2 separate regions of the Homo sapiens genome follow, and region 2 is linked to region 1. The links are chromatin contacts, found by Hi-C in ENCODE. All regions are on one chromosome and are shown on one strand. The core of a region is the stretch at or near the end of the contact, and the rest is flanking DNA. Distances in the headings are between cores, read along the strand shown. Region 1 has its middle 20 kb from the start of NEURL3. Region 2 overlaps INPP4A (inositol polyphosphate-4-phosphatase type I A).

Region 1 (4,012 bases), core at 226-2,725:
GACAACAGGTGGGCACCACCACATCTGGCTAATTTTTTAAATTTTTTGTAGAGACAGGATCTTGCTGTGTTGCTCAGGCTGGTCCTGAACTCCTTGGGCTCAAGCAATCCTCCTACTTCAGCCTCCCAAAGGTTGGGATGACAGGTGTGAGCCACTGCATCCAGCCCAAGGAATACGTTTTCATTATGTTTCTGACATACAGGATGTAGCATACAGTAAATGTCATGAATATAAAAATGCATAAAATAATGTGTGTGTGTGTTGGTATATGAATGGCAAAGGGTCCAGGAGGGTAAGAGAAGTGACCCTGGGAAAGGACTGGGATGGGGATGTGATTGGGAGGACTTGAACATTTCACTGGCATGTGGGGACTTTTTTTTTTTTTTTTTTAACAATGAGAATGAGCTTACATATTGGTTAAAAAGCCAAAAACAGTTGCTTTGGGAAACAGTGGTGGCTCCTCAAAAACTTAAACACAGAAGGACTGTATGAGCCAGCGATTCCACTCCTACATATATACCCAAGGGAATTGGAAACACTTCCACACACAATTTGTACACAAATGTTGATGGAAGAATTATTCATAATGGCCCCAAGGTAGAAATGAATATTATTTGATCCTTAAAAAGGAATGAAATACTGATTCAGGCTACATCATGATGAGCCTTGAAAATGTTATGCTAAGAGAAGGAAACTAGTCACCAAAGGCCATATATGCACGATTCCATCCATATGAAATGTCTACAATAGGCAAATCCAGAAACAGAAAGTAGATTAGTGGGTTTCAGAGGCTGGGGAGAGGCAGAAATGAGGAGTGACAACTAAAGGGTACGGAGTTTCTTTTTAGGGTGAGGAAAATATCCTGAAATTAATTATGCTGATAGTTGCACAACTTTGTGAATAGAATACTAAAAACCATTGAACTGTGCATTTAAAAAAGACGAATATTATGATAATGTGAGTTACATCTCAATTAAAAAGTTATCCAAAACAAAACCTCTCCAAAATAGACAAAGAAGCGCTAGTGGGGAAAAAAGAGGAAGACGATATTAGCCCTGGCAGCAGGAACAGCTGAAGAGGAGATGCCTTTTGAGCTGGTCCTACAGGGAGAGTTTGGAAGGCAGAGGGGAATGGATGCCGGTCTTCCAGACAGCAGGCGCGGCACATGCAGAGATGGCAAAGGCAAGGTGTGCTGGGGGAGCTACGAGGAGGTGAGGAGGTCGGATTGGCCCAAGCAAAAGCGGGGGGGAGAGGCGAGAGGGAAGCGAGATGGGCCTGCCCTAGGAGCGCTCTACCGGCTGCGTGAGTGGCGGTGCCCGTGCCATCCCTGGGGCTGCAGGAGGTCTGATCTGCCAGGGCCTCGGCCAGCCAGCAACTCACAGTGCTTGTAAGGCAGGCTGGGAGAGAGGCAGGCTGCGGCTAAGTTTCGCTTTCCTAGAAGCCTGAGATCACAGGTTCCCTTGACGTGAGGTCACTGGAGTAAAACAATGGAGGAAGCGTGTAATGAATCATTATCACAGGGGCAGAATACACGCAGTAAAAAGAAAGTAGAACTGCAACCAGGGATCTTTAGCGTCCTGTAAGCGGAGGCCTGCCCGGGCTGGCTCCAGGGACCTGCTACGGGGCTTTCCTGCAGATATGGGAAAATTCCCTCGTCCAGACTTTCACATCAGGCTTTCTGTTAGATCAATTGGAGAGGGAAGGGGGAGACCGGGTCCACCATGTCACCTGCCCCTGGCGCCCATCGCACACAGGGCCCCAGCGTGCTGTCCTCATGAGGCCTCGCCAGCATTACTCCCTGATGGCACTCCTCTCGCAACCCCCACCCCCACCCCTGCACTGCACGCCCTGACCCCCCTGCTGATCAACTGTTGAAGAAATTCCACTTGGAAGAAGTCTACAGTGGGGACTGGGGGTCCCGCGTGTGGGGGATGACTCCTAAGCCTGGAGGCAGAGGGAAGAGAACCGCGCACGGTCCCTTCCTCCACAGACCTGCACAGCAGATTAGCCTCTGCTGCCAGCTGCCCTGCTCCCCAGTCCCTTCCTTTGAAGGAATGGGTGGTAGGATCTCCACAGGAATCTAGAGGTGGTGCCTCTGTGGTTTTCTGGCGCAGCCAGCTTGTTTCTCTCAGATCTGTGTGAAGTGCGAGGGGCACAGCAGGGGGTGACATTCTCATTTTATAGCCAGGAAACTGAGGCGCAGAGGCTTTGTGTGACTTGCCTGCAGCCACACAGCAGCCCATGGTATGGTTGGGACCAGATCTGGAATCGCTGAATCCCAGCCAAGACTCCCTTCTGCCTCAAGCTGAGCCATTTATGGCTTGACATGGAGGCGGATCACCTGAACAGTCCCCATTCCCCACAAAGTTCTCAACAAAAAAAGGGCCAACTTGGACACAGTGATTGAGATGGAGACTGACCACGAGAGGAGGGCACTTCCTAATCCCCGTTTCTGGCCCTAAACATCTTCCTGGCTTTCTGTTCAGGACCCCTCCTGACTCCCTCAAATGCTCTTGGATTCCGCTGACTTAAAGGATCAAATACATTTTGGCTCCTTGCCTGTCTCCCCCCAGGAGTATGTGCAGTCCTGGGGCTGACAGGGACTTGGAAGGAGAAGCCCAAGTGTCTTATTCCTTTTTTTGTTTGTTTGTTTGTTTTTTACTGTTAGAACACCACAGACTGGGCAATTTATAAAGAAAAGGGTTTATTTGGTTCATAGCTCTGGGAAGTCCAAGGGCATGGCTCTGGCATCTAGCGAGGGCCTTCATATTGAGTTATCCCAAGGTGGAAGGTGGAGGGTAGGAGGGAAGATGGGGACTGAACTTCACCCTTTTATCAGGAACCCATTCCCTCAGTGACTAGCTCACTCCTGCAATAACAATATTGTTTCACTCATGAGGGCAGAGGCTTCATGGCCTAATCACCCATCTCTTAAGGTCTTCACAATGGTAATTAAATTTCAACATGAGTTTTGGAGGGGACATTCAACCACAGCACCAAGTATTATATTGGAGGGAATAGACTGCCTGTCCTTTCCCTAAATTGAGACTAAGAGGATATGACCATTGGCTAAAATGGGGGGAGGCAGGCCCTTGGGTTACCCTAAGGTAGAACCCTTTTAAAATATTTGTGAGGAGAGAGGGTCCCATACCTGTGTAGCAAATGTGTGTTCTCCCAGTCACAAGGAGATGTCAGGAAGTGTGTGTCCTCTTGGGGGATAGACTGGGGGCTGGCCTCTGAGAGGCCCAAGGCTGGCTTTTTCACCCCCAGTGAATGTATGAGGCCCAGAAATTCGATGCTGTCAGCACGCAGTGGGAGCAGCTGTCACCCCTACTCCTTGGGGTAAAGCCGAGAGAAGTGTGAAACAGCCCACATGCCCATGGCAGCTGTAGAAAGGCCCTGCTCAGACTCCTGCTGTGAGGAGCACAGTTGACAGACCCAGCCTGTCGTGAGCTTCCCTCCGCCTCATCCTTCCTGACGCCATGCTTCTCCAATCTTTGATGTGGGAGCACCAGATAGAAGTACAGGGAGGCGGTATCTGGGCATCCCCTTTCCTGGGGGATGTGGGATGCCTGTAATGGTGACATTGTTTAGAGGACTCCTTATCAGCCTGGCCCAACAATTCCCAGAATGGCCCTGCAGCCCTAGACTCTTCCTGTCCACCCTCTTTCCTTCCCCTCTCCTTTCCCAGGCATCTGAGTGCAACATTCTCCAGCTCACCCCCCTGTCTCCTTCATAGGCATTTCCCCCAGTCAGTGTCTCATATGTCCAACTTCGTCTTGGTATCTGCTTCTGGGAAGACCCAACTTCTACAGTGTCCAACAAAAGAATGGATGAACTGCCGTGTGGTCATGCAGTGAATGAGCTAGAGCTATGAGTGTCACATAGACAAATCTCAAAAATATCATGTTTAACTGGAAAAACCACATCGCAGAAGGGGGCTTCAGATAGATCCCTGCTCCCAACCCACCAGCTGCTCTAAGCACTTCACGCGTAGTTACGCATTTGATGC
Region 2 (4,266 bases), core at 1,462-3,961, 2.0 Mb before region 1:
ACAGGGGCTTGTAAGCAGTCTCGCAGGCACATGCCTGTGAGCCCTCCGCAGGTGGCTACTACTTCCTGCTCTCCTACAGACAGACCCCAGGGCCAGCTCCACAAGTCAATTCCTTTGTGCCTGAAAACTACCTGCTGCGTGAGTGAATGAGAAGGGGCAGGTGTGCTCCCAGTTGGTAACTTTGCATCACCTCGCCTGTGATGAATGACCATGCCATATCACAGATTCAGAAACTGAAGACCACCAACCAACATGACTCCAAAATGTACGTGCAACGTGCTGCCCAGGCCGTTGCCTTCCCTCTGAGATGTAGAGCACCTTGGTTGGAACAGCTGAAATGCTGGGAGGGCATGGCCAGAACCAGCCTCAGCGAGACACCATCACAGCTGAAATGTAGACTTCCACACAAGCACTGTGTGTTCCTGGGCCTGGCTGTCATTAAGGTCCCTGCAGAACCATCTGCCCTTGCACCTGCAGCTTGAGTTGGCCGCTTGATAGGCCAGGCAGAGGAAAGCCCAACAGAGCCAATGTACCTGAAACTGGGGTCAAAAGCAGCTTTGACAAGCCTCACTCAGGATGCTACAGGTTAGTTTAAAATGTCTGTGGGCTGGGCGCGGTGGCTCACGTCTGTAATCCCAGCACTTTCGGAGGCCGAGGCGGGCAGATCATCTGAGGTCAGGAGTTCAAGACCAGCCTGGCCGACATGGTGAAACCCCGTTTCTACTAAAAATACAAAAATTAGCCGGATGTGATGGCACACACCTGTAATCCCAGCCACTTGGGAGGCTGAGGCAGGAGAATGGCTTGAACCCGGGAGGTGGAGGTTGCAGTGAGCCAAGATTGCAACAGAGCACGATTCTGTCTTGAATAAAAATTTTAAAAAATTAAAAATTAAAAATAAATAAAAAATAAAATGTCTGTGTGTTGGCTGGACATGGTGGATCACACCAGTAATCCCAGCACTTTGAAAAGCTGAGGCAGGTGGATTGCTTGAGCCCAGGAGTTCAATACCAGCCTAGGCAACATAGCCAAACCCACAAAAAAAAATTAAAAATTAGCCAGGCATGGTGGCATACACCTGTAGTCCCAGCTACTCAGGAGGCTAAAGTGGGAAGATCACTTGAGCCTGGAAGGCAGAGGCTGCAGTGAGCCATGATCCTGCCACTACACTCCAGTCTGGTTGACAGAGTGACACCCTGTCTCAAAAAAAAAACAATAATAATTAAAAAAATAAAAGGTCTGTGTGTAACTAGAAGGTAATATTTTATTTTATTTTTATCTATTTATTTATTTATTTTTGAGACAGAGTCTCCATCTGTTGCCCAGGCTAAAGTGCAGTGGCACGATCTCGGCTCACTGCAACCTCTGCCTCCCGGGTTCAAGCGATTCTCCTATCTCAGACTCCTGAGTAGCTAGGACTACAGGCGCCTGCCACCACGCCCAGCTAATTTTTTGTATTTTTAGTAGAGATGGGGTTTCACTGTGTTAGCCAGGATGGTCTCGATGTCCTGACCTCATGATCCGCCCACCTTGGCCTTCCAAAGTGCTGGGATCATAGGCGTGAGCCACCACGCCTGGCCACTAGAAGGTAATATTTTAGAGACATGTGCCTTACAAATAGTATCTAACCATTAACTGCCCATTTCCCAAAGAAAACCCTACAGGCCAGGTCATAATTGAAATAAACGGGCAGAAGCTTAAACACGTCGTCTAACCCCACCCTCTTTTTCCAGCTAGAATGATGCTCAATCCAGCCAGAGCCTAGGCCCAGACCTCAGAGCAAGGGGGGTGCAGCTTCCTTCACAAAACTAACGTATTAGTGTGAAGCACAGGCTGGAAAGAAGCTAACAGGCATCCAGAGAGCACTGGTTGAAGAATCTGCAGCACAGCCTGGCAGCAGGCCAGCATGCAGCTGGACAATGGAACACAAAACTCCTTGTGGGCCAGTGAAACCGTCAGAAGAGGCACACAGCGAGCACGCAGCATGGCACCAGGGATGTGGAAAACTGTCTCATGTCTGCACATGCAGGCCTGCTGGCATATACACAGCATAACTTCAGAAAAAAACCCAACAAGCACATGGCATTGGTGTCTTAAGGGAGGGGACATGGATGGCTAGAGGATAGGGTAGGAAACAGGCTTTACCACATATCCTGCTATATTTTACAATTTTTAAGCCATGAAAATGTTTGCCTATTAAAACATAAAATGTTATCAAATTTGTCAAACCAAGTTAAGTACAGGGAGGTTTTTGAGAAGTCTCTCCAAGAGACATTAGTGCACAGCCAATAAGGGGATGGAAGATTTCAAGGAGCCCTGCTCTGGGGCAGGCACCCCTGCAGGTGACAGAATCAAAGCTAGGCCCACACCTGTTGCTGGCAGTGACTGCCACGGCCTTGGCAATGAGCATCCCTTGCTCTCCGCCCTTCACTTCCTTCTTCTCTGACTTGTCTCCTTCCACTCTGTTTGCCTCCTCTGCCATGTCACTACATCATGTGGCATAGTGAAGTCTATATTCCAAGTCAGAGTCCCAGTTAGAGATGGAGGGTGGTGTGGCAGAACCATGAGCCAACCCCCGTCCCTGTAATCATCTCTCACTACCAAACCACCCCCTCGCCAGCTACTGGCTCACAGGCTTGACTGTGTCTTTTTGCACTGCACCCACTGTGCAGATACCCCATGAGGTCACGGGAAGGGCGTGGCTATGGAGAAGATGGAACCGGCTGCAGCTGCCCAGCCAGCTATTTCACACTGTAGGGAGAGCCCCTGAGACAATTAATACCATTTCTAGAAACCAGCATTTCTGGGTTTCTTTACACCCCAATGCTTCCTCTTCCTCATGGTGTTTCAGCACAGTGTTTCACAGGTGGATTAGAGGGGGCGCAGACGATTCTTCTCCAATGCTGGGTTTCATTTCTGTCATTTCACAGATAACAGCTTCACCCCTGACCCCATGGGTGCCAGGGACACCCTGCCCTGTGGTCTGCATTGTGGACATCCTGCAGCAGGACCCACTGCCACACAGCGCTGGGTGAGCCGCAGCATCCACAACTGTAAAGCCAACACAGAGCGGAGACAAGGAGGCCAAGTCGCGGCCCACAATCCCCTAAAACTGGTGGTTAGAGCACAGGCATTATTGTAAGAATTACTATGATCCAAGAAAGGGTCTCCCCAAACCATGAAAATGACTATGGAACTGCTTCTGTCACTTAAAGTAATGACACAAACAAAAAGAATGAAAGAGTCTTAAAAAAGTCTGACACCCTCCAGTGTGGGATGAATGAATTCCCAAACTTTACAAAAGGCCTGAAGGGGCTCGAGCCCCCCGGGTGATCTGGCCCTGCCTCTCCTGAGCCTCCTTCCTGATGCATTGCCCCAGTCCCTCCTCATTTATCTCTGAAGACCCCCAGGTTGAGCCACTGCCCTTCCATGACACATAACTCACCCTTCCCTGAGGCCCTGTGATGCTCCCCAAAACCCACAAGAGGAAGAGGCCACCTTTCCTGGGTGCCCCTACCCTACTAGGCTTCTCTGCACCCTTGCACCTATAATACCACACTTGCATATATGTGTACATGTATATGGGGAAAATTTTTACTTTTAATTTTAAACATACACACACACACACACACACACACACACACACGATGACCAAACCCAAAGGTGTGGCACCTTCTCACCCAGAAGTGGAAGCAGACCTAGGTTCCAGCCACCTGGACAAAAGGGCTTGTGTGCCAAGGATAAAAAAGGTCACTGCTGAGAACAGGCTTCTGCCTTTGACTCAGCAAACTGACAGTTCTGGTTTCTCCCTGAGAACTTACTGGGGCAGCAGCTGTGCAGTGGATTCTGGTCTCCCCTCCTTCTCCTCAGTTAGACTGAACCTCAACTTGACCTCAGGGAAGCAGGCTGTCTTCCCAAGAGAGGCTGAGGCTTTTCTTGCTACTTTGACAAGGACAGACTAGCTTTATTCATTCGTTCACTCAACAAACATTGATTATATGCCTATTTTGTGCCAGGCACAGTGGGGCACTCTGGACCTACAAAGAAAACCAAGCTATTGTCCCTGCCCTGAAGGATGCTTAAGTCTTATGACAGCCCAGATCCATGATGTTCGCAGGGTGTGTCCATAGAGAACTCTGGCAATCTTCACACTGTGAATGCCATTGTGGGACACAATGCCCCTGTAGCATGCAGTAAAGTAGAATCTAACACTTGAGCAACTTCTCCAGACCCTCAAGGAATTACTATTAACCAGTTGCACACCAA

Evidence for each region. Hi-C counts contacts between places; a loop is a spot of excess contacts on that map. Pooled maps may share reads with other maps.
Region 2: a map with no recorded cell type shows a loop between it and region 1 (20-fold over the local background). The contact joins two enhancer-like sites. A Hi-C loop is called at or near these places in 3 of 37 single-sample maps with no recorded cell type and 4 of 50 pooled maps.

Annotation. Positions count from the first base shown.
Region 1 is chr2:96,483,639-96,487,650 of GRCh38, reverse strand. No RefSeq gene overlaps it. Among named protein-coding and RNA genes, the nearest start is that of NEURL3, 20 kb to the left of the region's middle. RefSeq lists enhancers at 1,202-1,851, 1,537-2,229. Within about 2 kb of position 1,475, at least 34 of the 41 ENCODE cell types and tissues checked have a DNase peak (open chromatin) inside an H3K27ac peak, as active enhancers do.
Region 2 is chr2:98,459,481-98,463,746 of GRCh38, reverse strand. The region is part of intron 1 of INPP4A (inositol polyphosphate-4-phosphatase type I A); the gene reads right to left. Among named protein-coding and RNA genes, the nearest start is that of INPP4A, 17 kb to the right of the region's middle. RefSeq lists enhancers at 1-453, 2,967-3,026. Within about 2 kb of position 2,711, at least 13 of the 41 ENCODE cell types and tissues checked have a DNase peak (open chromatin) inside an H3K27ac peak, as active enhancers do.